Regions from separate parts of the Homo sapiens genome. Here region 2 is linked to region 1. Evidence: chromatin loops called from intact Hi-C (ENCODE). Cell type or tissue: sigmoid colon. All regions are shown on one strand. Links, peaks and the distances in the headings refer to the core of each region. The heading gives the core; the rest is flanking DNA. Region 1 has its middle 160 kb from the start of ESRRB. Region 2 has its middle 120 kb from the start of VASH1.

Region 1 (15,989 bases), core at 4,851-12,850:
GTGTGAGCCACCACACACACTGCCCTTGCTTGGATTTTGACAAAAGCTTTCTAAATTTCTCTTCTCCCCCGTCCTTCCTCCTCTTCACATCCAGATTCTGTCCTCGGGTGCTTTGGCCCCTCCTTTGCTGGCCTGGCTCTTCCTTTCTGACACTTGTTTCGGCAGGGGCAGCCACCGCCTTTCCCTGAACATCCTGTCCCCTTCCTGCTCCTACAGTTCTGCCCACCTGGAATATCTTGCATATCTTCCTGTCAAATTCTGCCAGTCCCTCCAGATAGCTCCAGTGATCTTCCCCTCACATTAGTTATGTAGACTAGAGTCACAAGCCCCAAATCGCAGTGGCTTAAACAGGAAGGTTCCTTTCTCCCTTACAGTACCCGTGCGTCGTGTATGGTGGCACAGGTTGGGTGGGTCTCTGCTCTAGCTCATCCTCCAGGGAGATACAGGCTAGGAGGCTCCCTATCTAGAAGGTAGCCAGTGAGCACTGTCCATTCCACCGGAAAGAGGAGTGGAAGCCATGTGTTATGGTCTGAATCCCTTGTCCATGACTGGTTCAAGGACCAGGCTGGGCCCATGTTAGCCAGAGAGCTGTGAGAGTGGCTTGCTTGGGGCTTACGGAAAAGTGACTTCTTCACCCTTTTTTTTTTTTTTTTTTTGAGATGGAGTTTCACTCTTGTTGCCCAGGCTGGAGTGCAATGGTGCGATCTCAGCTCACCGCAACCTCCACCTCCCAGGTTCAAGCAATTCTCCTGTCTCAGCCTCCCGAGTAGCTGGGGTTACAGGCATGTGCCACCATGCCTGGCTAATTTTGTATTTTTAGTAGAGATGGGGTTTCTCCATGTTGGTCAGGCTGGTCTCGAACTCCTGACCTCAGGTGATCTGCCTGCCTCGGTCTCCCAAAGTGCTGGGATTACAGGTGCGAGTCGCCACGCCCGGCCTGACTTCTTCAGTCTTAACCAGAGAACCACACAAAGCCAGCCGGCTCACCCACAGGAAGCACACTAGCAGGCATGTATTTGTTTCCTGAGACTTCTGTAACAAATTGCCACAGACTGGGTGGCTTAAAATAACAGAAATGTATTCTCTTACAGTCCTGGAGACCAGAAGTCCAACATCGAAGTCCTGGCAGGGCTGTGCTCCCTCTGAAGGCCCAAGGGGTGACTCCTTCCTTCCCTTCCACCTTCTGCTGGCTCCAGGCAATCCTCAGTTGTGGAGGCATCACTTCCTCCTCTGCCTCTGTCTTCCTGCAGCCTTCTCCTCTGCGCCTGTGTCTCCTGTCTGTTACAGTGACACTTACCATTGGATGTAGGGCCCACCCAGTCAATCTAGGATGATCTCATCTCAAAATCCTTAATACAGCTGCAAAGACACTTTTTTTCAAATAAGATCAAGTTCACAGGTTCCAGGGCATGGGCCTATCTTTTGGTGGCCACCATTCAACTCACTACAAGGTGGCAATCTTGAGGAAAGCCAGCCTTGGGAAGGTACTAACATGACGGAGAGGACAGGGTCAAAAAAATGGCAAAGAGATTAAGCCAGGGCCTTGATCATTCTGTGCCTGAAGCTAACCCCACCTGTCTAATTCCTACGTGTGAGATAAGTTGTTCAAAGCAGGTTTTCTGTTACACCTGCTTCCAGCTTTGGCCACCTGTGTATCTCCCCATCTCTTCAGTATTTTTCTGTACACTAACCTGGACTTAGCTTTCTTGTCCGGTAGACTGGTTCTTCAGGTCACAGGCATCTGCCGTACAGCACACACTAATTTCTGGCGATAATTATCTCTTGGGTTTCCCACCCTCTCCTCCTTGTGTCACCCTGGCTAAATGACACACGCAGATTTCATTGACCAGCCATGAACCTCACCTTCATGGAGACCGACGATGTGATCGGGTTTCCGCTTCTGCTGATCTCACCTCGCCCAGCAGCAGGCCCGGGCCTGCCCCCTTGCCCCTCTGGTCTGCGTCTCCCATTCATCACGCCTGTGTTTATAGCCTTTCAGCCGAGCCCCATCCCTGAGACGGTCCCTGTCTGTGCCAATTTAAATTAATTTTGCCAGTCAGATTTCATGAGACACTGAATCAAAGGCTTTTCTAAAATCAAAAAGCACTAAATCTTCAGTGGACCCTCTTCCCACTAATATTACAAGTTAGTTAGAATAAAAAAGCATTATGGTTTCCCGGCATGACTTCTGTGTAAACCTGCCAGTTCCGTTTATGGCTCAGGTCTCTGTTGCCCTCCAGCTGCTTACTGGATTTTCTACTTGTAAAATTTATCGTAAATTTTTAATCATAAAATTTGTTCTATGGCTTGCCTACAAACGGAACTTACGGCTTCCCTGGAGGGAAATTGCTGGAATCGGTTTTCTTCTTGTTTTTTGAGTCCCACGTTTTTCCCTCTCTAGCCATCTCCCTGTTTGCCGTCGCTTTTTGAAAGTAGGTGTCAAGAGTTTCTTAAGTTCATTAGCTAATTCTGCCAAGACCTTTCGGTTTGCATGCCATAGGGCCCCTTGATTTATGTATCTCTCTAGCATTTAATTTTTCTAAGTGACCCTTTACCTGTTTTTTATTATGACTTACTAATTGCACCCATTTCCTAACTTTATTTTTCTTATTAAAGACAGGTTTTAATAGGTAGTTCATTTCTCAGCCACTTAAAGACCCTGATTAATTTTACTAGCCTCCTGGTCACTCAGGAATAGATCACCTTTCTTGCTAATATTTCTTTGTCCCTGACCTGACAGGTCTGGATTCTGTGCTTGAGGGGCAGGCTGATGCATGGCTAAATGCATGGGCTCCAGTTCAAATCCTGCCTTCACCACTTTTTGTTTTTTTACCCAAGACAGGGTCTTGTCTGTTGCCCAGGCTGGAGTGCAGTGGTGTGATCTCGGCTCACTGCAACCTCCGCCTCCCAGGTTCAAGCGATTCTCCTGCCTCAGCCTCTGGAGTAGCTGGGATTACAGGCATGTGCCACCACGCCTGGCTAATTTTTGTATTTTTAGTAGAGATGGGGTTTCACCATGTTGGCCAGGCTGGTCTTGAACTCCTGACCTCGTGATCCACCCACCTTGGCCTCCCAAAGTGCTGGGATTACAGGCATGAACCACCATGCTCAGCAACCTTCACCACTTCTTAGACATATGATGTTACTTAAACTCCCTGTGCCTTAGTTTCCTCATCTATAGGAGGATAATAGAACCTCCTTTAAAACCTCATGGCAGTGAGACACGGCATATAGACTAGGTTCTGGCACACAGGAAGTACTTAGTAAATGTTAACTATGCTTATTTGGGGGAGAAACTTTTTTCTATCTAAATGTTCTCATGTAATTCATTAATTTATGAGCAACTTGTATGTTTATAGCATTGGGCCAGGTTGAAGAGGGGATGATTACAGAGCTGAATACTATTACCTGGTCTCTGCCCACATGGAGCTCTCATCCTGGTGAGAGATAGCCAAGCAAACAACTGCCTATAATTCCAAGCAGAATGAAAGAGATGCTTGAACAGATAAAAAGCAAAGCTCAGGGAGACTCAGCAGGAAGAAAGTTTCATTCTCCGGAGGCATTGGAGAAAATGTCATGAAAAAGAAGCCTGAGTTTTAAAGGACAAATGGGGTTTGGGTTGCAGAAAAACAGGAAGAATGAGCATTGCAAGGTGAGGGACTGACCTGGGCAAAGCCTTGGAGGTGTGGGCACGTTGGGTATTTGGGGCATCCTCCAGCCTGGTGTGGCTGGAGAATAGTGTCTTGGGGAAATGAGTCAGGGGAATCAGGGAAAGGGCTGAAAATGCACTTTGGGTCAGTAGTTGTTTGAGCCCCGTGCTGTAGGGCAGTCTTTTTCAAAGTGTGGTCCCTGCACCAGCTACATCAGCATCCCCTGGGAGCTTGCTAGAATATGAAAGCAAATTCCCAGGTCCTGCCCCAGTCCTACTGAATCAAAAGCTCTGAAGGTGGGTCCTAGTCACTGTGTACAGGGCCCCCAAGCCCTGTCTGATTCCCATTTATACCCAAGTTTAAGGACACTGCTGTTGCTAGTGGTGGGCTATGAGACTGACCATTAACACAAACTTTGAAGAATGCGTGATCCCCTGTGTTTATTAGATATGACATTTGGCTGCATTTAATGGAAATCCAAATGCAGTCACTGAACCAATTATAGGCTTAGTTTCCTTTTGTACCAAGAGTCCTGAGGACAGTCGTCCAGAGCTGGTGCAACAACTCGAGGAAGTCATCGAAACCCAGGCTCTGTCTAACTCTCTCAGCAGGCGACCTTCATTCTCATGTCTATAGGATGGCTGCTGCACCTCCAGGTTTTGCTACCATGCTACAGGCAGAAAGAATGAGGGAACAGCAAAGAGAGAATGGCTCATGCTAGCTGACCCTGTTCCCATTTATACTTGCTGGAAATCCTCCTGGATAGTAGTCTCCCTGGGCTAGGCGCGGTGCTCATGCCTGTAATCCCAGCACTTTGGGAGGCCAAGGCAGGCGGATCACTTCAGGTCAGGAGTTCAAGACCAGCCTGGCCAACATGGTGAAACCCTGTCTCTACTAAAAATACAAAAATTAGCTGGGGATGGTGGTGTGTGCCTGTAGTCTCAGCTACTCAAGAGGCTGAAGCACAAGAATTGCCTTAACCGGGGAGGCAGAGATTACAGTGAGCTGAGATTGCACCACTGCACTCTAGCCTGGGTGACAGAGTGATACTCTGTCTCAAAAAAAAAAAAAAAAAAAAAAGGAATCTCCCTGGAAGCACCATCCTGTAGCTTATTTCTCCTTAATTAAAACTAGTTCACAGCCGGGCACTCATAATCCCAGCACTTTGGGAGGCTGAGGTGGGTGGATCACCTGACATCAGGAGTTCAGACCAGCCTGGCCAACGTGGTGAAACCCCGTCTCTACTAAAAATACAAAAAATTAGCCGGGTGTGGTGGCACACGCCTGTAATCCCAGCTACTTGGGAGGCTGAGGCAGCACAATCGCTTGAACCCAGGAGGCGGAGGTTGCAATGAGCCGAGATTTCGCCACTGCACTCCAGCTTGGGCAACAAGAGCGAAACTAAAAAACTAGTTCACATGGTCACTCTAGGTACAGAGAGGTATGAAGGTATTTTTAATGGGATAAATTGGAGTCCTAAATAAAATCAGTGTTGTTAGTTGGGAGGAAATGGAGAATAGACACCAGGTGAACAACAATCAGTGTCTGCCAAACCCCATTCCGAGGGTGCCGCAGGAAGGTACCTCTGGTGGACATGAACACTGGTTGGAGGAGGTTTGTAGAGTGGTTAAAAATTAAGCTCCAAAGCCAGACAGCTTGAATTTGAATCTGCTGCATGCAGCTATGAAATCCTGAGCAAATTATTTACTCTCTTGGCCTCAGTTTCCTCATCTGTAAAATGCAAATGCCTCATAAGGATTTTGTAAGGATTAAACTAGTAGACACATATAAAGCTCATGGAACAGAGTCGGGGTGTGAGCACTCAGTAAATATCTAGCAGTGAGGTGATACTATGGGAGGCTGTTGAATAAATCATTCAAGAAATGAGCCGAAATCATGCTACTGCACTCCAGCCTGGGCGAAAGAGTGAAACTCCGTCTCAAAAAAAAAAAAAAAAAAAAAAAAAAAGTCTTTCCAATTCCATGTTTCTTCCTTGGTTGCACAGCACTTCCCAATGTCCAGTGCCTTAATTCTAAGCCTTCAAAACAAGAAGAATTTCAGGGGCAAAGTGACAACTTTGAACTCTTGAGCCCATGGGAGCCCATTCTGGGGCACCTATCACTCAGGGGGACTGAGCTGGGGTCAGGTCTAGAGTTCTCTGAGCTTCTAAACCAGGGCTTCTCAACCTTGGCTACAGTCTAGAATCAGCCAAGAAATTTTAAAAAACATCCCAATGCCTGAGTCATATCCCAAACCCACTAAAGTAGATTCTTCCAGCCTGGGCAACACAGGGAGACGCCATCTCTACAGACGATTTTTTTTTTTTAATTAGCCAGGAGTGATGGCGCATGCCTGTGGTTCTGTGTCCGGAATTGGTGGGTTCTTGGTCTCACTGACTTCAAGAATGAAGACGCGGACCCTCGCGGCGAGTGTTACAGTTCTTAAGGTGGCGCGTCTGGAGTTTGTCCCTTCTGATGTTCACTTGTGTTCCGAGTTTCTTCCTCTGGTGGGTTCGTGGTCTCGCTGGCTCAGGAGTGAAGCTACAGACCTTGGCGGTGAGCGTTACAAGCTCATAAAAGCAGCGTGGACCGAAAGACTGAGCAGCAGCAAGATCTATTGCAAAGAGCAAAAGAACAAAGCTTCCACAGCGTGGAACGGTACCAGAGCATGTTGCCACTGCTAGCTCGGGCAGCCTGCTTTTATTCTCTTATCTGGCCACACCCACATCCTGCTGATTGGTAGAGCCAAGTGGTCTGTTTTGACAGGGTGCTGATTGGTGCGTTTACAATCCCTGAGCTAGATATAAAGGTTCTCCACGTCCCCATCAGATTAGTTAGATAGAGAGTATCTACACAAAGGTTCTCCAAGGCCCCATCAGAGCAGCTAAATACAGAGTGTCGATTGGTGCACTCACAAACCTTGAGCTAGACACAGGGTGTTGATTGGTGTGTTTACAAACCTTGAGCTAGATACAGAGTACCGATTGGTGTATTTACAATCCCTGAGCTAGACATAAAGGTTCTCCAAGGCCCCCCCAGACTCAGGAGCCCAAGTGGCTTCACCCAGTGGATCCCGCACCGGGGCTGCAGGTGGAGCTGCCTGCCAGTCCCGGTGCCCTACACCCACACTCCCCAGCCCCTGGGCGGTCGATGGGACTGGGCGCCATGGAGCAGGGGGCGGCGCTCGTCGGGGAGGCTCGGGCTGCACAGGAACCCACGGAGGCGGGGGAAGGCTCAGGCATGGCAGGCTTCAGTCCCGAGGGCTGCCCCGCGGGAAGGCAGCTAAGGCCCGGCGAGAAATCGAGCACAGCGCAGGTGGGCCGGTACTGCTGGGGGACCCAGTACACCCTCCGCAGCCGCTGGCCCAGATGCTAAGTCCCTCATTGCCCGGGGCCAGCAGGGCTGGCCGGCTGCTCCGAGTGCGGGGCCCGCCAAGCCCACGCCCACCCGGAACTCCAGCTGGCCCACAAGCGCTGCATGCAGCCCCGGTTCCCGCTCGCGCCTCTCCCTCCACACCTCCCAGCAAGCTGAGGGAGTGGGCTCCAGCCTTGGCCAGCCCAGAAAGGGGCTCCCACAGTGCAGTGGTGGGCTGAAGGGCTCCTCAAATGCTGCCAAAGTGAGAGCCCAGGCAGAGGAGGTGCCGAAAGCAAGCGAGGGCTCTGAGGACTGCCAGCACGCTGTCACCTCTCAGTTCCAGCTATTTAGGAGGCTAAGGTGGGAGGATCTACAGAACAGGAGCCTGAGAGGTCGAGGCTACAATGAGGCATGATCCTACCACTGCACTCCAGCCTGGGTGACAGAGCGAGACCCTGTCTAAATAATAATAACAATAATAATGTCAATTTTTGGGGGTAAGACCTGGGCATTGGTAGTTCTTAAAGCTTCCCAGGTGACGCCAATGTGCAGCCACAGTTGAAAACTACTAACTTAAACCAGCGGTAATCAAGCTTTGGCATGTATCAGAGTCACTTGGAGGGCTGGTTAAACCTGAAATTGCTGGCCTACTCAAGTTTCTAATTCAATAGGTCTGGGATAGTTTTACCCACTTCTACAGGGTCAGAGGATTGCATATCTAATGAGGTACCAGGTGCTGCTGCCGCTATGGGACCACACTTTGAGAACTTCTGCTCCTGACAGTTTCACCCAGGTCTCACTCAATCTGGGTGCTCATGGCACCCAGATATGATGTCTCTTCCTAGTCCGTATCCCCTCCCTTGTTGGAGGCCTCTCTAGAGCTCTATAGAGATTCTGTAGATACAGGAAGCAAGGACTTTAATAAAATAGGAGACACTAGGAAACTTGGCCCCAGATAACAGGGTTGATTATGGAATGAAAGGGCAGGGGGCAACATAGTTAATTAACTGGAATGTCTGTGTCACTTATTTAATATATCCTGTCAGTAGTAAGAGGTGATTTTCATCCTGTGACCGGCGGCACTGGTCTTGTAAATGGAGCAGCCAAGGGATACTGGCCACTTTGGGAAAATCTGCTTTCAATCAGACCGGGCATTTAATGACTGGGATTGTGGCCAAGCTGCTTGCTGTCTCTGAGTCTCAGTTTCCCACTCTAAAAAAAAATGAAGGTTAGAATAAGACTTGCTTTGTGGTATACTTGAGAGCATTACATTAGCATTTGAAAGTGCCTATGCAATAAACGGCAGCTATTCTCATTACTACGTTATTCTCCTTGGCACTGCTGCTGTCGGTGCCCCTTATGTAAAGATTCTCAGCACCAAAGTGTGCTTTCAGTTTAGTGCTGGGGAGATCATCTCTCATCCGACAGGTCACAGGCGGGGATGCTTTTTATTGGTTGATGGCAGCTACTGTATTTACCAGGGAAGCTCAGGGCTAAATCCTGTGAAGTTTTGACAATCACCTTCAGCTTAAGCTTTCTGGCATAATTCCCGCTCCCCTTGATCATGCAGCAGACGCTCCTTTCTTTACTTACTCCATCTCATTCATGCCACCAGCTAATCTTTTCTCCCACTGGCTTCTATGATTCCAGAAAGAAATCTGACTCTTTGCTGTGCCTGACTGGATGCCTACTCAGTCATGTTTGAAGGATGGATGTAGTCATCTAAGTGAATACGTGATCTAAAGTATTTTTTTGTCAAGGAGTGATTTAAAAATAATAAATTATTAAATATATGGGAAACATATAAAGGCTCTGGGTTCCACTGACCTCATTCATGAAGTGGAATCAATGCTACTACTTGGTGGAAAAAAAAGAACCTCCCTTCCCTTCCCTTCCCTCCCCTCCCCTCCCTTCCCCCTCCCTTCCTTTCCCTTCCCTTCTCTCCCCTCCCCTCCCCTCCCTTCCCTTTTCCTTCCCTTCTCTCCCCTCCCCTCCCCTCCCTTCCCTTTTCCTTCCCTTCTCTCCCCTCCCCTCCCCTCCCTTCCCTTTTCCTTCCCTTCCCTTTCTTTCCATTCCCTTTTCCTTCCCTGCCATTCCCTCCACTTTCCTCCCCTCCCCTCCCTCCCCCTTTCCTTCCCTTTCCTTCCCTCCCCTACCCTTTGCCTTCCCTCCCTTCCCCTCCCCTCCCCTTTGCCTTCCCTCCCTTCCCCTCCCCCTCCCTTCCCTTCCCTTTGCCTCCCCTCCCCTCCCCTTCCCTTTTCCCTCCCCTTCCCTTTTCCCTTCCTTTCCTTTCCTTCCCTTTCCCCTTCCCTTCACTTCCCTTTCCCCTTTCCTTTCCTTTCTTTTTTCCTTTCCTTTCTTTATTTTTTCCTTTCCTCTTCTTTCCTAACCTCTATAAGCCTGGATGTCCTCAGGTATAAACTGATATTGATGCTGTTTCCATTGCAGGTGCTTGTGAGACTGCCAGATATGGCATCTGTGTGCCCCACAGGGCACAGTGCCATTCCTTTTGGATGTTCAGTTGACTCTTGGTTCTTTCTCTTGCCTTCACCTTGCCTTATGAGGATTTAGATCCAACAACGCTATGGCTTTTGCAGAGCCAGGACTGAGAGGATCAAGACACCCCATCCATGACATTTAAGGAGGTCCTCACTCTCAGGATTGTGCAAGTGCATGGCCAGCCTCCGACAGGAAGTGCATCCTTAAGTTTTGCACCCTAAATATTTTGCTTGCAGTGCCCTAGTTCCCACCCTGGACTTCTGGGTGACTTTTTATGTATCTATACCCCCCACACTATTTAAATGGTGTCTCAGTCTGTTTTGTTAGTGGTGCCATAACAAAGTACCCGAGACTGGGTCATTTATAAAGAACAGAAATTTATTTCTCACAGTTCTGGAGAATGGGAAGTCCAACATCACGGCACCAGCAGGTAGACTAGTGAGAGTCTGGTCTCTGCTTCTAAGATGGTGCCTTGAATGCTGCATCCTCCAGAATGGAGGAACACTGTCCTCACACCGTGAAAGATAGAAGGGCAAGAAAAGGCTAACTCCCTCTGTCAAGCCCTTTCATAAGGTCACCCAATCTCATCCATGAGGGCAGAGCCTTCATGACTCAATCACTTCCCAAAGGCCACACTTTCCAATACAGTTGCACTGGGGATCAAGTTTCAACATGAATTTTGGAGAGGGCAAAAACATTCAAACCATAGCAAATGGCAATCATGAAACTGGCTTAGAATCCACTTTGGGGTTCTCAAACCTGCAGGAATCTAATTTTCAAATCCAATCAAAACAAGGGGCTGGGCTGGGCATGATGGCTCATACCTATCATCCCAGCACTTTGGGAGGCCGAGGCAGGTGGATCACCTGAAGTCAGGAGTTCAAGACCAGCCTGGACAACATGGTGCAAACCCATCTCTACTAAAAATACAAAAAAATTAGCCAGGCATGGTGGCGCACTCCTATACTCCCAGCTACTCGGGAGGCTGAGGCATGAGAATTGCTTGAACCCAGGAGGCAAAGGCTGCAGTGAGCTGAGATCGTGCCACTGCATTCCAGCCTGGGCAACAGTGCAAGACTCTGTCTAAAACAAACAAACAAAAAACAATGGGCTGTACTGATGCAAGGCTAGTATGCAAATACCCATGGGTGGAGCTGGATCTCTGTCCCGCAGATGCTGAAGGAAACAAGCCACACCTGTGCGTCCCATCTCAACAGAACTGGGCACCTGTCAAAATCCATCCGCTACTTAGCTTGTCAAGTTTTGACCTTCTCTGACCTCTATGAGGTAGGAAGAACAGTTAAGGTTCTCCCAGTTTAAGCAATTACAAAATGGAAAAATAAGTGATTTTCCTAAGGTCACCAAGTAAATTAGGTTTGAAGCCCAGGATAGACCAGTATTTCTCAAAGCATGGTCAGAGACACCTGGGGGTATGTGTCCAACTCCAGGTTTCCGGGCGTGGGCCATATCCTAGAACTCCCAAATCGGAGTTCCTGAAGGTAGGGCTGGAACTGGCATCTTATCAGGCTCCTGGGGCTTCTAGGGCACAGTGAAGTCTGCACAAGTCTGAGCTGCTGACACTTTCTGAATCTTGGTCCCATGTCCCCATCATGCCACATCTCTGAGTGTGCAGGAGGGACTGATGCTTTAGCCAAAGCATGACACACGTGCGATAGAAGATCTCAAGACAATTTCAGTTGGTATAAAGTTAAGTTCACTGGTATAGTAACTCAGCATTTATTTCCATAGGTATGGGGGAAAATGTAACTATCCGTTTAAGCACATGAGTTCATGAATTTTTGCATAGAACAAAGTTAAGTTTTTGAGAGCTGAGCTAATTTAAAGTTGATTTTAAGAAAATACGGTACCAAAATGTGGCAATAATTGTGCAAGTGATACAATAACGACTGAAGTTTGAGTGATTCTATGTCAGCAGCAGAAGCTGGGCTGGAAGGCAGGGCCTCTTCTAAAGGAGTTTTTAGAGCCCTGCAGAGACTGTCTACCTTTGTCCTTCAAACATTGTCAGCAGCCAGTACTTCTCATGATAAGTATTTATTATGACCATTGTTGTCATGCCAGGAGCCAGGGGGAGTGGAAATCTTTCCTCTGGGGAGAATGGGATGCCCTTTCTAACAGGTTAGGAGAACCCCAGACTCAAACTGTGTCCAAGCCTACAGACCAAGAAGCAGGCTGGGGACAAATGTCTCTCAAGTTTGGAAGGGGAGAGCTGTACACCCTTCTCACATCTTTCCCAGGTGCTCCAGGTGCCACCACTGCCCAAGGCAGTTCCTCACTCCGCTTCCCAAAGCACCACTGCGAATGGCCAGGTTGGCCAGGGGCTGAAGCAAAGAGAGGAGGGGCATTGTGCAAAGGAGAGATGACAAAGACAGAAAAAGAGAAGACAGCCAGAGAATGGAAGGCTGGGGGAGGGGAAGGACTGAAGGAGAAAGAAGAAAGTAAAGTGGGGGAAAAAAAGCATTTGTAAAATTAAAAGGCAGGGCCCCATCAGATGGGGTTGGGCAAGGAATGCATGTTACAGGCAGGAGTAATTGGTAATCGGAGCTGATGTGAAGAAGGGATGATTTATGGGAGCGTGCAGACAGGGGCGGAATAATTTTTGGAGCAGAACGGGGAACTTACTGAACGCCTGAAACTCAGCTACTTATCCACTCGTTCTTGTGATGAATTAGCTCTTGTTTAAAGTAACCGCGGCTCCATTTTTCATACTGATTACTACACTTGATATCTTTCTCTCTGTTTCCCTCTGACCACTGCCCCCTTACCAGGTTCTGGGTGCAGAGGCACTGGGTTTGTAGAAATTCGTCACCCCTCCTCCTTACTTCCCCCTCTCCCCCACCCTGCCCCACCCCCGTAGCAGCATTAACTCTAAATAGCCAAGTCTAAAACCCAGCCACTTGAAATATTGCACAGATTAGGAATGTGCAGAATTATTGAAGACTTTAGATGCAACATGGCCTGCTTATGCATCCCAAATGATTACAATTCCTTTGCCGATCTGATGTGGGAAGTGTCTTTCCAGGGCTGTCTACCACTGTGAAGTAGAGAACACACACCCCTTCCTAGCTGGGTGCAGCATTCCTTCCAAAGGTGGAAAGACCTCTGAGGATGCTGGCAAGCCCCGATGAGAGGGAAATTCAAGGTAAACATGTTCTTTCTATACCATATAGCGCTCCTTACCAACATTTTTTAAATATTAGTTTTAAATTTATAATATAAATGGCCGGGCATGATGGCTAGCACTTTGAAAGGCCAAGGCAGGAAGAGCACGTGAAGCCAGGAGTTCAAGACCAGCCTGGGCAACATAGAGAAACCCCATATGTAGAGACCCCATCTCTATAAAAAATAAAAATAAATAAACAAATGTATAGGCCGGGTGCGGTGGCTCACACCTGTAATCCCAGCACTTTGGGAGGCCAAGGCTGGCAGATCACGAGGTCAGGAGATCGAGACCATCCTGGTTAACAGGGTGAAACCCCATCTCTACTAAAAAAATACAAAAAAATTAGCTGCTCGCAGTGGTAGGCGCCTGTAGTCCCAGCTACTTGGGAGGCTGAGGCAGGAGAATGGCGTGAACCCAGGACGCGGAGCTTGCAGTGAGCCACTATACTCCAGCCCAGCCGACAGAGCGAGACTCCATCTCAAAAAAAAAAATTTATAATGTGCAGAAAGGGAGCAATACTAGGCATAGGTGTAGGTATACAAATATTACATCCTTTTATTATTTCTACCTTTTATTATGTATTTTTGTTGTTTTGTTATTTACATTTTTGTTATTGTTATTTTGTTATTATGTATTTTATTAAAAATACAACCTCAAACATTCCAGCTCCCACGCGGGTCTCAACACAAATTTCCCTTAAGAAGAAGGCTGATGAAAAAGTGATTAAAACAGGCCGGGCACGGTGGTTTATGCCTATAATCCCAGCAGTCTGGAAGGCCGAGGCAAGTTTGAGACCAGCCTGACCAACATGACGAAACCCCGTCTCTACTAAAATGCAAAAATTAGGCAGGCATGGTGTCACATGCCTATAATCCCAGCTACTCGGAGGCTGAGACATGAGAGTCACTTGAACCCAGGAGGCAGAGGTTGCAGTGAGCCGAGATTATGCCACTGCACTCCAGCCTGGGCAACAGAGCAAGACTCCATCTCAAAAAAAAAAAAAAAAGTTATTAAAACAATTTAAATATTCACAGAAGTTACTTGTGACTATCACAAAGGAAAAATATTTATTAAATGCTTGGAAAAAACTTCTAAGATACTCTTGACCTCTGTTTCCTTCCCCCACCATCAACTCTGAACCAAGAAACCACCCCAGGGCAGGCCGCTGGCTCTCAGTCAGGTTGCTGCAGACACTCGGGCAGGTTGTGCAAGGCAGTGGCCCCAGGTCCTCATGTCTTGTTAGTGCCCCCGTCCCTCCAGCTTGGCTGCCTCTATTTTTTTCTGCTGTCGGTCATAAGGACACTCATCTCACCCCTGGGCCTCACGATGCCCCCTCGATTTCTGTTTGCTTGCTGCCAGCACCTGCCTAGGTCTCTTGCATTCCTTGGGTGGCTCTGTCTCAGGCCCTGGGGTCTTTCCTGCCTCCGCAGATGCCTGGTTCTTCAGCTTCTTTTCAAAGTTTTCTAAACACCAAGGCCCCCTAGTTGTGGTCTTCGTTGCTTTTCTGGATCCTGACCCACCATGACCCTCAGGAACCTGCATGTGCCCCATCTCCAGCTGCTCTGCTGGCTCCGGACCCCTGCTCCTATCTTTAAAACCAGCCCCCCTGAGCTCCCTGGGGCTCAAGCCTATGCCTATGTGTTTGGCATCGTTTCGCTCACATCCAGATCCCGGCTCTTCTGGCCCTGGGTTCCCTTTCTCCCTGCCTTTATGATCTCCCTCGGCCTTGGAGGGACAGGAGGGAGGAAAGGAGAGCTGTGTTTCTAGTTCACAGAGAAAAGCTTTAGATTTGGAATTAGGACACTTAGAACCCAGTTGCAGCTTTGCCACTGATTCTAGGTGACAGGTTTCCCTCTTTGGACCTCAGTTTCCTCCTACAGAAAATGAAGAGATAGAGTGGCTGGTCACTAAGATCCTTTCCAGTGGCCAGGTGTGGTGGTTCATGCCTGTAGTCCCAGCACTTTGGGAGGTGGAGACAGGCGGATCACTTGAGGTTAGGAGCTCAAGGCCAGCCTAGCCAACATGGTGAAACCCCCTCTCTACTAGAATCTCAAAAATCAGCCGGGTATGGTGGCAGGAGCCTGTAATCCCAGCTACTCGGGAGGCTGAGGCACGAGAATTTCTTGAACCCAGGAGGCGGAGGTTGCAGTGAACAGAGATGGCACCACTGCAGTCCAGCCAGGGCAACAGAGCGAGACTCCGTCTCAAAAACAACAACAACAGGCCAAGCGTGGTTGCTCACGCCTGTAATCCTAGCACTTTGGGAGGCCGAGATGGGTGGATTGCCTGAGCTCAAGAATTCAAAATCAGTCTGGGCAACACGGTGAAACCCCACCTCTACTAAAATACAAAAAATTAGCCAGGCGTGGCGGCGTGCACCTGTAGCCCCAGCTACTCAGGAGGCTGAGACAGGAGAATCGCTTGAACCTGGGAGGCAGAGGTTGCAGTGAGCCAAGATCGCACCACTGCACTCCAGCCTGGGTGACATCTCAAAAACAGCAACAACAACAATAACAACAAATATCCTTTCCAGTGAATAGTTAAGAGCATTTGGTGTAGAGTTAGACCCAGGGTCAAATCCCATCTCTACCCTCACTGCGGATCTCTCTGAGCCTCTGTAATACCAACTTCCTGGGTTTTTATGAGGATTAAATGCAAGACTGAATACAAATTGCTTATTATAGTACCTGGCACATGGCGAACACTCAGTAGGTGTTAGCTGCTATCGTCATCATCATCATCGTCATCATTATTGTGTACCACTCTGTCATTGAGCTAATCCTAGAAGGTCTTTCCCGGTTGGCCTTTCATTTTGTTTTATATATTAAACTTTTTTTAAAAATGTATGTATGTACGTATGTATTTATTTATTGAGATGGAGTCTTGCTCTGTTGCCCAGGCAGGGGTGCAATGGTGCGATCTCGGCTCACTGCAACTTCTGCTTCCTGGGTATATATTGAACTTTTTAAAGTAGGGTCTTGGTCTTTAATCTGCCTCATCACACTTGCTGAACAAGGCCCACTCTCAGCAGTGGACAGCGATGGCTGGAGAAGGGAACAGCCCACACAGAGTCTGGGAATTACTGTTTTAGACTCATGCTTCTTTTAACAAGAAAACACTCCATCAAGAAGGAGCTGAGTCAGCCCGACAGCTGAATCCACAACATAGCCAATCAGGGGCCGGCACTCTCAGAGATGCCCAAGTCCCATGCCCATCATCAAGGTCCAGACGTCCTTGCTGGGCGTTGGGAAGCAGGGTTGGGGACAGGGTGGGGCAGGGCTGGTCCTGGTTGGCAGAGATGCAGTC
Region 2 (15,989 bases), core at 3,779-11,778, 110 kb after region 1:
CAAGACCAGCCTGGCCAAGATGGTCAAACCCCGTCACCACTAAAAATACAAAAATTAGCCAGGTGTGGTGGCGGGTGCCTGCAATCCCAGCTACTCAGGAGGCTGAGGCAGAGAATTGCTTGAACCTGGGAGGCAGAGGTTGCAGTGAGCCAAGACTGCACCACTGCACTCCAGCCTGGGCAACAGAGCGAGGCTCCGTTTCAAAAAAAAAAAATGGAATCCAGGGGAAAAGCAGTGCCTTTCTTCCCTTGTGTGTTCCCTGCCCTCTCCTCATCTTTCACAGAGCCCATCTGCTTCTGAAAAGTAGGAGCTATGCTTTCTTCTCCCACAAGCCATTCACTTATAAAAAGCAGTCTTGTGGGGGATGAGCTCAGCTGGGTGAGAGGAAGAAGACTGGCAAAAGAGTCATCATCAAAGTCAAGGCAATTCTTTTTTTTTTTTTTTTTTTTTGAGACAGGGTCTTGTTCTGTCACCCAGACTGGAGTGCAGTGGTTCACTCCGGGCTCCAGTGATCCTCCCACCTCAGCCTCCTGAATAGTTGGCACCACAGGTACATGCCACCACGCCCAGCTAATTTTATGTGTGCGTGTATGGAGAGAGACAGGGGTCTCGCTATGTTGCCTAGGCTGGTCTTAAACTCCTGGGCTCAAGCAGTCTTCCTGCCTCAGCCTCTCAAAGTGCTGAGATTACAGGCATGAGGCACCACGCCTGGCCAAGGCAATTCCTTAGCAGTCATTGTTCCAATGTGACCAAGTGCCCAAAGAAACAGGAAGGGACTACACAATTATAATGCAGACAGTAAGTCTCTGCAATCAGACAGATCTGGGTATAAATTCTGGCTCCATGACTTAGCAAGTTTTTGATTCCTAACCTCTTTAAACCTCTGTTTCCTCATTTGCAAAATGGGATCATATGCCACACAAAGGATGCCAGGAGATTAAGTGAGGTTCTATTTACAAAGAGATTAAGTGAGGTTCTATCTACATCAGCCAGGCACAGAGTAAAGGCTTCCTCTACCTGGGAGACAGCATCTAGACAAGGAAGAGCACAGAATCCAAAAAAGAAAATTCTGAGTTCTAGTCCTAACTCTGCTGCCAATCGCTTATATGGCCTTGCCACCAGTCTGTATAAGCCCTTCAGCACTGGGGATGGAGAGAGGAGAACAGTGTTAAGAACACATTCATTCTCCATTCCACTAGCTTCTCCGAGTCCTGACTGAGGATTCAGTAACATCTGGCCCAGGGGCCAAAGGCAGCCCGCTACCTGTTTGTGCAAAGTCCACGAGCTAAAGCTGGTTTTTACATTATTAAATGGTTGAAAATATCAAAAGAGAATAATATTTTGTACTGTGAAAATTATATGAAATTCCAATGTCATCGTCCATAAATTAAGTTTTATTGAAACACAGGCCAGGCGCGGTGGCTCACGCCTGTAATCTCAGCACTTTGGGAGGCAGAGATGGGCGGATCATCTGAGGTCAGGAGTTTGAGACCAACCTGGCCAACATGGTGAAACCCCGTCTCTACTAAAAATACAAAAATTAGCCAGGTGTGGTGGTGGGCAGCTGTAATCCTAGCTACTCGGGAGGCTGAGGCAGGAGAATCATTTGAACCCGGGAGACAGAGGTTGCAGTGAGTCGAGATCACACCACTGCACTCCAGCCTGGATGACAAGAGTGAGACTCCATCTCAGACAAAAAGAAAGCCCTACCCATTTGTTTATGTATTGCCTATGGCTGCTTTCCCGATATAGTCAGAATAGAGTTGTTGCAACTAAGACCATATGGCCTGCAAAGGATAAATTACTTAATATCTGGCCCTTTAACAGAAAAAGTTTGCAGACTCCTGGGTTAGATCATCAGAAGAAACATACTTGTCTGCTGTTCTCTTAGCTGCCCACAGAAAAGTATTCAGTGTGTTAAGATTAAATCTTATGTCCTTAACTTTTACAGGGGTTCATAAGAAACATCCATTTGATTGGAATTTCTGTGTCTTTTGCAATAAATGTTTCCTTGAATTTTATGCCAGCAAATAAGATGGTCTTCAATTGACCTTATATGCATTATTTTATTATCCCACTATGTAACTGGCATATTGTAAGTAGCCTATAGACTAATTTTAGTTATTTTAGTGATATTAACAGACAAGAATTCTTAATTTTAATGATATGTACTTATCTGTGTCATTATCCTCTATTTGTGGTTAGTGATGGTGGTTTTCCGTTTACAAAAATATCAAGTTTTTAAGATTTTTAAATTAAATTGAATAATTGTATTGATTTTTTAAAATGTCAAGTAAGTAACAATTTTGCTAGAACCACAGGAAAGGCAAAAATGTTACAGTTGTTCAAGAATGATGGAAGTTTAGGAATAACATATTGGACAATAGGAACATGTTTTCCTCTTTACCATGGTTGCTGGGAAGCTCAGGATTAAAGGCAGTGGCATTTTACAATAGTATCCACAGTTCTGTAATTTACCTCATTGGACTTCTTTGCAGCTGCCTTTAATAGAGCACTGACCACATCGTGTGGTTTCTGTTGGCTCGTGTGACTATCTGCCAAAGGAAACCGGAGCCGGACTCACCAGGCCAGAACTTGGGAGACCCATTGGGTTGACCTGTTCCATTTCTTCTCTGCCTGTTCCTCTTGAACCCACCAACATCTGGCTCTCACTTCTTTCCAAAAACTATTCCCACAAAGGTCATTAATTACCTCACAGGGCCAAATACAATGGCTTCCTTCCAGTTCTCAATCCATGGGGCCTCTGCTCAGCACTTGACTATGTTTATATATGGGTTATTACACAGCTCATTTATAAATTATTACATAGGCTACTATAGTAAGCTAGTAATATCCCCATCCACTCAAGTGCTCAAGGCACAAGTTGCTACCTCCTTCCTCTGCCCGCCCCCTTCCTGCCAAGCTCTTGACCAGCGCTGTCCTTCCTTCCACTGACATATTTCTCAGCCTTCTCTGCCCCTCTTAGGGCTTTATGGCCCTTGAGACCTTTCCGTTGCTTCCCTAGGTGTGACATTCATGTCCCTGTCTTCACTTGCACCCACACCAGTTAACATGGTTAACTTTCTAAACCATGAGCGGGCAGGTTAAGGTCAAACTAAAATGGGCCAAGTCCAGCCCCCTCCACCACCTGTTTTTGTAAGTGGTTATGTTTAGCATGTATCTTCAACTCTCCTCTTTGTACACAAAGCCTAAAATCTTTACTGTCTGGTCCTGTCCAGCAAAAGCTTGCCAACCCTGTTATGAACCCAGAAGTGGCTGCTGTCCTGCTTCTCCTTGCGTACCCCAGACTTCCCTACACATTAGCATCCCCTGAAGGGACTGAGGAAATGCAGATTTCTGGGCCCCAGCAGCTAGAGATTCTGATTCAGTGGGTCTGGGGTGAAGCCTGCAATGTTCCCACACCCCAAATCGTTCTAATGTAGGTGGCCCAAGGTCCACACTTTGGGAAATTCTGCTGTAATCGCAGAGCCAGCCTGAAGTCCCTGAAACATCATGGGTACTGGCCAGCGAGGGCCAGTGCTCTGCGCTCCCTGTTCTGTCTGCCTGGAAAGCCTTGGAAAACGCCTTTCTCCTCTGCAAAAGTCGTGTCCTCTTCCCAGACCTCCCACTCCCATACCAGACAAGCATTGTCACCTTCTCCTCTCCTGCTCCATAAAGCACCTGTCCCTCTACAACCCTGATGATGTGCTTGTGTGTCTGTCTCAGTAGCCAGACTGGGAGCTCTTCCAAGATGACATCATTTCACTGCCCCCAGCCCTTGCATAGAAGGCCTTAAATCAATATTTGGTGAATCAATGAATGAACAGATGGACTTGCTCCAAATTGCTGCATAAAGCAATGCAAAGTCAGGACTGAGTCCAAACACTGGGATCCCCTGTCGGGTAACCTCCAGGCTGAGCCATCAGTTGCTGGAGCACAGTGGTTCAGAGCAGAGCTGGCCTGGGTGTGAATCTAGCTCTGTACTTTGCTAGCTCTGTGACCTTGGGCAGCTTATACAAGCCTGATTACATCACCTCTAAAATGAGAAAGATGATGTTAATAGCACTTACCTCACAGAGTTGCTCTGAGGTTTAAATGAAGTAATCCATGGAAAGCTCTTCAGCACATAGGAAGCATTTAATACATGTTAATTATGGTTTTATTCTGTCATATCTCTTTGTCCACGCCAGGCATGTGCCAAGGTGGAGCCTGACAGGAAGCCTCAGCCTTTCTATAGTGAGGGCACAGCAGGGACTACTCAGACTCAAGTCTCGGGGTCAGCCAACCCCATCTCTCTCTTGTCACTGGGATTCTACTGGAAATCGCCAGCTGTGGGAAGTCCTGCCAGGTGGCCCAGGACCCTGGAAATAGGCAGATCTTAGAGTTCAGCTACTAAAGCTCCTGCTCCCTCCTCCCAGCCCAACTCAAGAAACCTACCCCGCAGCACCTTATTCTTTGGTCACCAGCCAGGAGGGTCAAGGTAGAATTGCTTCAGGAGACAGATGACACCGAGTAGGCTGGAGGATGTGGTAAGGGCTGGGCTACACGGAGGATGCTGGCAGCAATGAGTAGCACCAATACTGAATGTTAATTGAGCCCTAATCAGTAAGCACTCTCCTGGGGCAAATGTGACCAACCCCAGGGAGAGAGTTTGATGGAGATACAACAGGAACTCCAGTGGACCACAGAGTGGACCTGCCACACGCAGACAGCAACAGCGCCCGCATCCTTATGTGGCAAATCCAGGACAGGGGCTTCCAAAGCAGGAAGTCCTCTGGGGTTGTGGAGATAAGATTACAGACCCATCTGCAACAGCTGAGGTGAGGTGATGGGGTCACTGTCTCAGAGCCCATGGGACTACAGAATCAGAAAGAAGAGTAATGTTTGGTCTAATATGCTTTTTCTTTCTTTTCTTTTCTTTTCTTTTTTTTTTTTTTTTTTTGGGACAGACTTTCATTCTTGTTGTCCAGGCTGGATGGAGTGCAGTGGCTGATCTCGACTCACTGCAACCTCTGCCTCCCAGGTTCAAGTGATTCTCATGCCTCAGCCTCCCGAGTAGCTGGGATTACAGATGCCCGCCACCATGCCTGGCTAAATTTTTTTGCATTTTTAGTAGAGACAGGGTTTCACCATGTTGGCCAGGCTGGTCTCAAACTTCTGACCTCAGGCAATCTGCCCGCCTCGACCTCCCAAAGTGCTAGGATTATAGGCATGAGCCACCACGCCTGGGCAACTCTTTTTAAACCATTCCTCAATTGCACAAACCAAAAACCTAGGAATTGGCCTTGACAACTGTCTCTCACTTAATCCCCCCAACCTGATCCTTCTTCATAGAGCACCGCCATTTTTATCTTCTAAGGATCTCTGCCATCAAGCCATCCCGATTCCCAATCTTGCTTACCCTCTTCAATTTCTTTTTCTTTTTCCATTGCACATAATACTTTGCAATGTATTTACTTATTTATTATACTTACTGTCTATCTCCCTTCTCACTAAACCTGGCATGTAGTAGATGCTCAATAAAGATTCGAGGACTGATTCTGCATGACCACCTTCTCCCGTCTGAATGATAGCACTAGCCTCCTGTCTGGCCTACTGCTGCCTACTCTGGTTCATCTTCAATCCATTGCCCAGAACGGTGCTTTCTCAAAATGCAAATCTGGTCATGTGTCAGCTTTGTGCCACCCACCCCTGCATGCACAGACATCAGACACATCAATGGCTTTCCACAGATTCAGGGTAAAGCCTCATCCCCCTAATGTGGCCCACAAGGTCCTCCTTTGCCTTCTCCTGCCCTCCTCTCTGGCTTCTGCTGCTCCCCACCTCCTCACTGTCTCTGCCCCAGACCCACTGGCATCCTTTTGCCACAGTCACGCCCACCAAACTGCCTGAGCCCATGAAGTTCCCGTGCAGTTTCCTGTGCATGGGTGGCTCTTCCCTGCCTTCGGATTCCAGCTCCAGCAGCCTTCCCTGACATGGCTCTCCACCCTCATTAGGTCAACTCTTCCCATCCCAGGATCTCAGATGCCATTTGTGACTTCTCCATGGAGCTCGTCATGGTTGCATCTTTAGACTGGTACATGGGCTGTTTGGAAGCGTCTTTCTTCCTGACCACACTGAGAGCTCCATGAAGGAAGGACTGTCTTCGTTGCTCACTATTTTAGCCCCAGTTCCTAGTGGCGTGCCAAGCACCTAACAGGCACTCAATAAACATGTGTTGATTAAATGAAATAAGTGAGGAAACCCAGGCCCAAAGAGCCCAGGTGACTTGCTCACCGTGACACAGCTTGGAGATGGCCACTGCAACACAGAGTTCAGGGCTCTGCCAGAATTCATGCCACTTCTCTTTGGCAGGGCAGAGACAAGGGTCCCCCAGCCAGTGGGGAGCCCTCGCTGGCCAGTACAACCAGACAGGGGGATGGAACCTGGGCCTGCCTTGGGTCTTCTCTGGGAAAACAGCTCCAAGCCGGGAAGACAGAAGGTTGATATTCCCACGCTAAATTCCCCTCGTGGCCATTATAATTCACATCCTGCATATTGAAGGCTCTGAAAAGTCCCCAGGTCAAAAAGAAACTTTCACAGTAATAAACAGAAGATTTCCTTTTCCCAGAGGGAAATGTTTCTGCACAAACAGAAGCAGGTCTCCCTGAAGGTCAGCTCCAGGCACAACCAAGCGGACACTCATTTTTCCTAAGAACATTTATCAAAGACCTACTCAGTGCTAGACATTACAAAGCACCAGGGAAGCTGCAGAGAGGAGGATGGGCAAGGCCTCACCCTCAGAGGGTTGCATATAAAAGGCACTGTTCCCCCGGGAACATCCCAGGAGGGAAAATGCCAAACGTGAAACCAAGGAAACACTGAAACAACCATCTAGCCACGGAGGGACCTCACAGTGAGTGCAATGAAAAGGAGATGCAGGCTGTGGCTGTTTGGGCTGGGCTCTCTGAGGACGTGACTACACGGCTGACAGCTTGTGGCAATGGGGCCAGTGTGACCAGAAGGCCAGGGTCTGATGGTCCAAGCTCCTAGCAAGCCCACCCTTCTGTTGCGAATATGCTCAAGAAAAACTCGAGTCCCCTCCGACGCACTTCCACGTGCCTCTCGGCAACCATCCGTGCAGAGAAACCGCAGGTGTGCCAGGTGATGACCTAGGGACGGTGACTTGGGGACTCCTTGTTGTAAAATGTCAAGCACTTTGGTCCTGAATGCCAAAGCACACACACAAAACACTGTCCCCCTTCCTTGGCCTAATCTCAAAAGCCAAGCAAGATCCGTGTCTAAACTCTCATTGAACGCGCTAAAATGTTTCTGAAGAGCACAGGAATTACTTAAATGAAAAATAATTGTTGAGGAGCCATTATTATTATTCAAGATGTGTCAAATGACATTGAAGTGTTCTATTTAATGTGTGGTCATTACTATCATCTTTTAGAGAACATGAAAATAAGCGTTCGTCTGATTACCTGAATGCCCACACCTATTTTCCTCCTAATGTCTTATGACCATCCACCTGGAATTCTCCAACCTTGGGAGCTTTCAAGAACACAGCCCTCACAGCTGAGGCAGGGGAGGCCATCAGCACACAGGTCCTGGATGGGTCGGAGGCTGCTGAAATATCTAAGTTCCTGCAATGATTTCAGAGCATGCTGCTCAAATGGAGGTGCTTTCTTAGCAAGCAATCTCTCTATTTCTTGTGGGAAGATGAGGAGAAAATCGGCTGTTGGGTCCGGGATCCCAGCTGGCAGCTCACCCAGACTGACCCCCACCAGGGGAGCATGGAGCATTTCCCAACAGGGAAAGGACTGCGGGGCGCCGAGGGCCCCAAGCCGCAGAAACATGAGGCTTGCCTGACCCCTTGTGGTGTGAGGCTCTCAAAGCCCGCTCCTTGCTGTTCAGACAGAAGGGGCAAAGACTGGATTCATTGTGACTGTGAGTGCTTGTCGTGGATTGAATGACACCCCTCAAAAGGTATGTTCCCCCAATGTGACCTTATCTGGAAAAAGGGCCTTTGCAGATGTAATTAAGGATCGTAAAATGAGAGCATCCTGGATTACCCAGGTGGGCCCTAAATCCAATGACAATTGCCCCTTATAATCCACAGAAAAAGAAAAGCCACAGACATACAGAGCAGAAGTCCACGTGAAGATAGGCAGAAAAGGGAGTTACACAGCTACAAGCCAAGGAGTGCCGAGGCCCCGGCAGCCAAAAGAGGCTGGGAGAGAAGACATATCTGCTGTTTGAAGGCACTAGGTTTGGGGTCATTTGTTATGGCGTGCTAGGAAACTTCAATATGGGATCAAGGGATAGGAGGACTCAAAGCCAGGGGCTTCCAAAGCCTGGTCTGTGGAGAGAGTGCATCAGAACCACCTGGTGCACTTGATTCCTTGATTCTGATTCAGAGTCCCTACGGTGGGGCTCTGGAATTGTACATTTTACAAGCTAGCCCTAGTCAATTTTTCTGTACACCCAGTTCTGGGAGCTGCTGTTCCAACCAACTCAGTGATAACCTTTGTAGCAGTTATTAGTGCTGTTCACCGAATAGCTCTATCTCTTTACCTTCTAAGCACAGGATACGATTGCGCTTCCTGCCCTGCTGTGGGCAGATGGGGTCAAGGGACTAGTTTTGACCAATGGCTTGTGGGAGAAGTGCTGTGTGTTAAATACGAGCTGAACTGTAATTGCCAGTGCAAGACCCCCCACCCCAGAGCTCTCTTCGCTGCAGTATTTGGGGTGGTGGCTGCTCTACTAGCCTGGACCCCTGAGGGACTGAGTAGAATCCGCCTACCCACCTGTGATGCACACACACCCGGGGCTTTTAAAGCCTCTGAAATGCCAGGTTGGTTGTTACTGCAGCATAACCTAGTCTATCCTGACTGATTGAAATATGGGAATGTTTTGTTTCAACTTCAAGTCACCCGCTAGAACCTAACTTGGATACAGACACATTTTTTAAGCTTTGCAAACAATTTGCTTAACAAGATTCAGGCTCATCATAGCAGCCACTTTTCATATTATGGGGGTCACTGAATTGAACAAAATCAGTATTAACACCCAAGCAACTCCAGAGCTTGTTTTTCTTGCTATTTTATTAATTCGCTAAAACTAATCATTTTCTAACTAATATCAGACTTTACTGTGCATACAAATTACCTCGAGATCTTGTTAAAATGCACAGTGTTACAATTCAGAAGGTCTAGGATGAGGTTCTGCCTTAGTCAGTTTGGGCTACTATAACAGATACCACAGACTGTGTGGCTGAAACAACACTTATTTCTAATGGTTCTGGAAGCTGGGAAGTCCAAGATCAAGGTGCTAGCAGATTCCATATCTGGAGAGGGCCTGCTTCCTGGCTTATAGGCAGCCACCCTCTTGCTGTATCCTCATGTGGCAGAGAACAGAGATCATCTCTCTCATGTCTCCTCTTATAAGGGAACTAATCCCATTCTGAGGATCCCACCCTCATGACCTAATCACCTCCCAAAGACCCCAACTTCAAACACCATCATATTGGGGATTCAGGCTTCAACATAGAAATCCTGGCTGGAGGCGGGGCACAAACTTTCAGTCCACAGCAGACTCATTCTATAGCTCTAACCAGTTCTGGGGTGATGCCAGTTCTGCTGGTCTGTGGACCACACTTTGAATAGCAAGATTTTAGGTAATGCTTTTCTACAAAATAAATTATTGAACTAATGGGTAAGTTAATTTCATAACATCCATAATTATAATAAACTACATCTGTAAAGCCATCTCTAGTTTCACATGTATTCAACTTAAGCCTCATAATGGCCCTGTCTGTGAGTGAAAGCAAGCAGATTTTTTTTTTTTTTTTTTTTTTTTTTTTTGAGATGGAGTCTCATTCTGTCACCCAGGCTGGAATGCAGTGGCGTGATCTCGGTTCACTACTGCCTCCACCTCCCAGGTTCAAGCGATTCTCCTGCTTCTGAGTAGCTGGGACTACAGGTGCCTGCCACCACACCCGGCTAATTTTTGTGTTTTGGGGGTTTTTTGGGGTTTTTGTTTGAGATGGAGTCTCACTCTGTCACCAGGCTGGAGTGCAGTGGTGTGATCTTGGCTCATTGCAACCTCTGCCTCCCAGATTCAAGCGATTCTCCTGTCTCAGCCTCCTGAGTAGTTGGGACTACTGGTGTGCGCCACCATGCCCAGCTAATTTTTTTGTGTTTTTAGTAGAGACGAGGTTTCGCCATGTTGGCCAGGCTGGTCTCGAACTCCTGACCTCAAGTGATCCACCTGCCTTGGCCTCCCAAATTGCTGGGATTACAGGCGTGAGACACCGTGCCTAGCCGAAAGCAAGCATATATTCTTATCCCTACTTTGCAGATGATAAAAATAAAAGCTGAGAGAGCTTGAGACTCCCTGAGGGTCATCTTGTTCGGTAATGTCAAGGATTAGACTAGAAAACAAATCTTGTCTATGCTCTACCACTGCCTAATAACAGTCCCCAAGATTTCATCAGTGTTTGAATGCCCAGCAAGATTCTAAACATGGTGTGTGTGTGTCTCATTGGAAACCACCTCAAATCCAAATGCTGTGGTCACTTTCAACCTAGCCTCTCAGTAGCACCCTGCACTTTGGCTTTGGGATGGCCTCCTACATGGAGGAAACATTGCCACCTAGTGGACTTCCAGAGCATCAACTCTTAGGACGCTGAGTCTGGGTTACATCTTGGGTTACATCTTTCTAACTTTGGCCTTCATAGCTCTGGTTCTTCCAGTCAACACAAATGCTAGACTCTACATAAGAGATGCAGATGTAGCACTGTCATGGCCTTTGCTTCTAGGAGCTCTTGAGGTAGGTGCAGAGACAAGATTTTTTTACACGAAATAATTAGTTCCTTGTTCAAATTTCGTGATCAGAGGACATGGTTAAGTTCTAACCTTTAGTAGTTGTGTGATCTTGGGCAAGGCGCGTGACCTCTTTCATCCTCCATTTCTTCATCTACAAAGAGAAGATACAATAGTCTTGCCTCACTGGGTCATTGGGATGAAGACGAGAGATTCGTATTAAAAACCAGCAGGGCCTGGGAATGGAGATGTTACGGGGAATGGAGGTTATGATTTCTAGATGGCACCAAGATTTTGAGCCTGGTTGACAGGAACAATGATGATTCCATGGGGAGAGATAAGGTGGACAGCTATTTGAGGTAAAAGATGGCAAGTTTAGATTTACCTATGAGTCTAAAATGTCACTGGGACAGATGTGGGACAATATCCAAAGCAGTTGGAAGGGGCTGTGGAATGAAGACCCAGGTTTGGAAAGGCAGGAGAGTACAGTGGTCAGGTGCATGGGTGTGGGGCCCAACAGCGCGGGTTTCACTCTCAACTTCACTGCTTCCCAGCTGTGTGACCTCCAGCAAGTTGTTTAACCTCTCTGTGTCTTGGACTGGTCACCTATAAAATGCAAATAACAGGGCCGGGTGTGGTGGCTCATGCCTGTAACCCCAGCACTTTGGGAGGCTGAGGTGGGTAGATCACTTGAGGTCAGGAGTTCGAGACCAGCCTGGCCAACATGGTGAAACCCCGTCTCTACTAAAAATACAAAAATTAGCTAGTTATGGAGGCACACACCTAAAGCCCCAGCTACTCAGCAGGCTAAGGCTGGAGAATCACTTGAATCCAGGAGACGGAGGTTGCAGGGAGCGGAGATCATGCCATTGCACTCCAGGCTGAGTGACAGAAAGACTCTGTCTCAAAAAAAAAAAAAAGCAAATAACAATGGTTGCTGTGAGAATGACATGAGTTAGCATAGCTACATTAATATCTATTAGGTACTTTCTGTAACTTTTGCCTGAGTCAGGCTTGAGTGCACAGGTTGGAGGGGAGGGGGTCAAGTGTATGAGTTGATTATGAACTGTTTATATATTCACTGGAATATAGGCTCCAGGAGGGCAGGAGCTTCTATGGTTTATTTCTATCTCCTGGTGCAGCACAGATGCTTAATAAGTAGTCATTGAATAAATGAGTGAATGAATGAATGAATTAATTGACACAGGCCTAGTGAAGAGTGGAGTCAGGAGAGGCTGAAAGGGAAACCAGTAGACTGGGCCTTGCATGTGACCCAGAGGTAGAGGCTGAAGGCCACTCTCCAACCGTGCTCTTTTTAGAAGTGTGAGATGGAAAGGACTAGGTTAGTGGTTCTCAACCCAGGCAATGTCTGGAGAGAGACATCTCTGGTTTTCGCAATTGGTGGGTATAGGGAAAGTAATCCTGGCATCTAGCAGATGGGGGACATGGTTGTGGTTAAACATCCTACAATGCCCAGGACACCCCCCAAAACAGAAAATGATCTATCCCCAAATATCAACAGTGCTGAGCCTTAGGTGTCTAAAAGATCATTCTTTTATAACTTTTTAAACTGTTACATAATAGTTGTGCAAATTTTGGAAGTACATGTGATATTTTGACACATGTACACAATGTAATGGTCAAATCAGAGTAATTGAGCTATTACCTCAAACATTCATCTTTTTTGTTAGGGACATTGCAATTATTCTAGCCATTTTGAAAATACAATAAATTAGTGTTAACTATAATTTCCCTACCGTACTATGGAATACTAGGTCTTATTTTTATGATCTAACTGTATTTCCAAAAGATGATTCTAATCCCTGCTGTGTTTCTTAATAGTTCTGTGGCCTTATCAGCCAAATCCTTGATTTCCCTGAGTTTGTTTCCTTATCTGTAAAATGGGAACATGAGTACCAGCGCTATTCATATTGTGGATACGTGGTGAAGAACAGAATACTGTGTTCTTGGCACCTGCCACATGGTGAGTCCATGTTCAATCCTACTATTACTCTAGTTATTGCTCTCATGCTAAGATGCACAACAAAATAAAGCCTCATCTTCTGGGACTATGGATTCTACTAAGGAGCTTGACAGTGTCACTTTGAAAAGATCAAATGCACTCACTCTTAGCTCCCACCATCCTACACACAAAAGCAATTCTGCTAATAGTGGTCTTGCACCTCCTTTCATCTATCCTGAGGATATGGACGTTGGTGTAGTGTTGAGAATGACCCTGGAGTTGCCACTAGCACTAAAACAGGCTGAGGCTGCTCTACTTATAATCAGTTCATAATCAACTCATAAACTTGACCCCTCCCCTCCACCCATGCACTCAGGCCTGACCCAGGCAAAAGTTACAGGGCTGAGTCTTCCATCAACTACACGCCATGCAGTACCCAAGAAAGTGCACACTTATGGGGATTATGGTGAGGAAGAAAGCAGTCACCATCCTTGCTGGACTTCCATCACTCCATTAGCAGAATTTAAGTAGCCGTTATGCCCCAGGCCTCCCCTGGTCACATGTCTTCCCCTTCCCCACACACCACAGGAGTGTTACCAATTTTAACCTAAACCCATCTGGGTGAAGATGCTTGGGGAGAGGGAAATTGGAGTGAGAGGCAGCACACGTTGTGATGGGCTTGAACAGGTTCTAGAAGAGGCATGACATGAATATTGCCAAACATGGCCAAAGGCTTATAAAAGACCTGGCTTTGCAGCAAAGAAAACAAAAGTCTGGGTAAAAGATTGTGAAGGCTGCATCTACTTAGACATTGCTGTTCATGAGTGTGCAGATGGATGGCCTGGCATGCACATGTTGTGCACACTGAGCTTCCAGCTCCCCTGAACGCACCCACACAACACTCGCTAACACTCAGGGCTGAATCCCAGCTGTCAGCATGGCATCTCTACCCAACATGTGGCCTTTTTTCCTCTCTGGACTGCTCCAGCCTCAGCTGAGAGATGATTCTGGCCTGATAACTACAGCTTTGTTTTGTGAAAACAGAGACGCAAGCATCAGTTCCTTCTTCTGCCCAGAGGTCTCAAGGAGTTTGGACAGGGGTATCATGGGGGCAGGGAACACAGGGAAAAAGAGAGAGCGGGGAGGAAATGAGGAACAGGTAAGAAATGCATTGCTGTTGAAAAAAAGAGCTCTCTTCAGCCAATAATAACAGCTGAGGTTGTCTGAGCACTTACTTTCTCCCAGGCACTGTGCTAAACACGTTTGTTACTCAGTCCTCAGACACTCCCATGAGTTCAGTTTAAGAATTCCCATTCCACAGAACATGGAAAGGGTGCTCCAACAATTATGTTGCTGCAGATTAGCTCATTCTCAATCTAACCAATAAACATGACCCTAGGGTAGAATGTAAAGTGATTTAAATGGAACACCTGCCTTACAGAAGATCCTTTCCACTCAGCATTTGGGAGGGGAGAGGATTTTTTTATTCAATTTGGATGGCTAATTAGTTATCACAATGACTGAGGAATGGGAAGGTGCCACTGGCATTTAGCGGAAGAAGTCCAGGATGCTAAAAACATCCTATGCTCTAGAGAACAATGCTCTAGTCAAGAAACATGAGAACTGTATGCCCCTTGGCTCCCCTATCTCTATAGTGTGGACATCACCTGCCTCATCAGCTTATAATGAGGATTGAATGACTCACCATCTGGAAGGTACCAGTTCCCACAATTTAGCAGAAGCTGTCAGTGCCCCAACCATACCCTTTGGCTATGTACTGTTTCTGAGCAGGCTGGCCTGACCTCCACCAGCCAGCATCTGTATCTCCCTTTCCACAAGTTTTTCTGGCCATGAAAGCACACCAGAACCTCCCATCACGAGACAAACTCAAGGCAGCCTGGGGCCCTCCACCAGTGGCTGGTGGGAGTTGGTGTATAAACACGCAGCTACCTCACTCTTTGGAGAGACAGAGCTGAGACTCATGTTCTGCACTGTTTACAGAGTTCCCCAGTAGGATTAAACTCCAGTTTCCTACAGTGGTAACCAGCTTCCTTTCCTTCTCTCTCAAGCTCACCACTCTCTATGGTGCTCTCTGGGACCATTTCCCAGTTAAACCATTTGCTTACAAATCCCTGTCTCTGAGTTGCTCCTCAGGAAGCTGAATCTAAGACACACAGTGAACAGTGAACTGTGACCCCCTTACTTCTGTGCCCTGGTTAGTTTGTATGTTTTTTTTCAACCTAGAGCGCCCATTATGTGTGTGTCTTCTTGTGCAGGTCTGCTCATTTTAATAACTGTGTACTGTGAATTATGTTGGTTCCTCTCTCTGGCTCGTTAGCAACATTATTGAAAATTGGGTAGGGAGGGCAGCCCAGGAAACCTCACAAACAGGAGGTGATTCTTTCCCAGACAATGCAGGCACTGCCATTTCTGCTTTGGGACTGAGAAACTCCCCCACCCCCAGCCCCCACCAGCCAGGAAGAAGAGTGGATCCTTGTGGTACAACAGCAAAAGGGACGTGCAGGTCCCAGGAAGCTCAGAGAGCTATGTTTGGGGAGGCCTCTGTCTGACCTCACATAAGCAACAGAGCTGTACTGCCCAAATAGTCCCTCCTGAACACAGCAGGGCTAGAAGCTGGCTTGGGAGAACATCAGAAGAGGATGAGGGCCCTGCCCTTGAGAAAGGAACCAAAGCACTACTAACTAAAGGGACAATCAAGCAACTGTGCAACCCAAAACCCATAGTTCACAATGAACAGCACAGCTGCATTTAGGCAGTGCTGGTTTCAAAGCTGGTCCTTTGCCTGTTTTTTTGTTTTTGTTTTTGTTTTTGTTTGAGAAAGGGTATGGCTCTGTCACCCAGGCTGGAGTGCAGTGGTGCAATCTCATCTCCCTGCAACCTCTGCCTGCCGGACTCAAGCGATCCTCCCACCTCAGACTCCTGAGTGGCTGGGACTACAGGCGCACACCACCATGCCCAGCTAATTTTTTTGTCGAGATGGGGTTTCGCTGTGTTGCTCAGGCTGGTCTCAAACTCCTAGGCTCAAGCAATCCTCCTACCTCGGCCTGCCAAACTGCTGCAATGGTCCTTTGCCTCTCGAATTTGTGCCTAATTTACTTTCATTCCCACCCCTAGAGCTGTTTTATGTCTTCCAAGTTTATGCCCTTCATGGGGAAGTGAAGCCACATCCAAATGGTTGGGGAAATGTCCTGAAGAGC

What was found. Hi-C counts contacts between places; a loop is a spot of excess contacts. Peaks named below come from ENCODE experiments on the same cell type or tissue, not always from the same donor. Only the 100,000 strongest peaks of a DNase experiment are listed, where the experiment ranks them.
Region 2: a loop joins it to region 1, with 3 times the contacts of the local background. A loop is called at or near these places in 1 of 110 quality-filtered maps.

Annotation. Positions count from the first base shown.
Region 1 is chr14:76,529,977-76,545,965 of GRCh38, forward strand. No RefSeq gene overlaps it. Among named protein-coding and RNA genes, the nearest start is that of ESRRB, 160 kb to the left of the region's middle. In sigmoid colon, for the core only: no CTCF peak of the experiment used is centred there; a DNase peak (open chromatin) is centred at 8,115; H3K4me3 peaks cover 485 bases.
Region 2 is chr14:76,637,256-76,653,244 of GRCh38, forward strand. No RefSeq gene overlaps it. Among named protein-coding and RNA genes, the nearest start is that of VASH1, 120 kb to the right of the region's middle. RefSeq lists an enhancer at 10,471-10,765. In sigmoid colon, for the core only: CTCF peaks have their summits at 7,864 (motif pointing left) and 10,652 (motif pointing left); no DNase peak of the experiment used is centred there.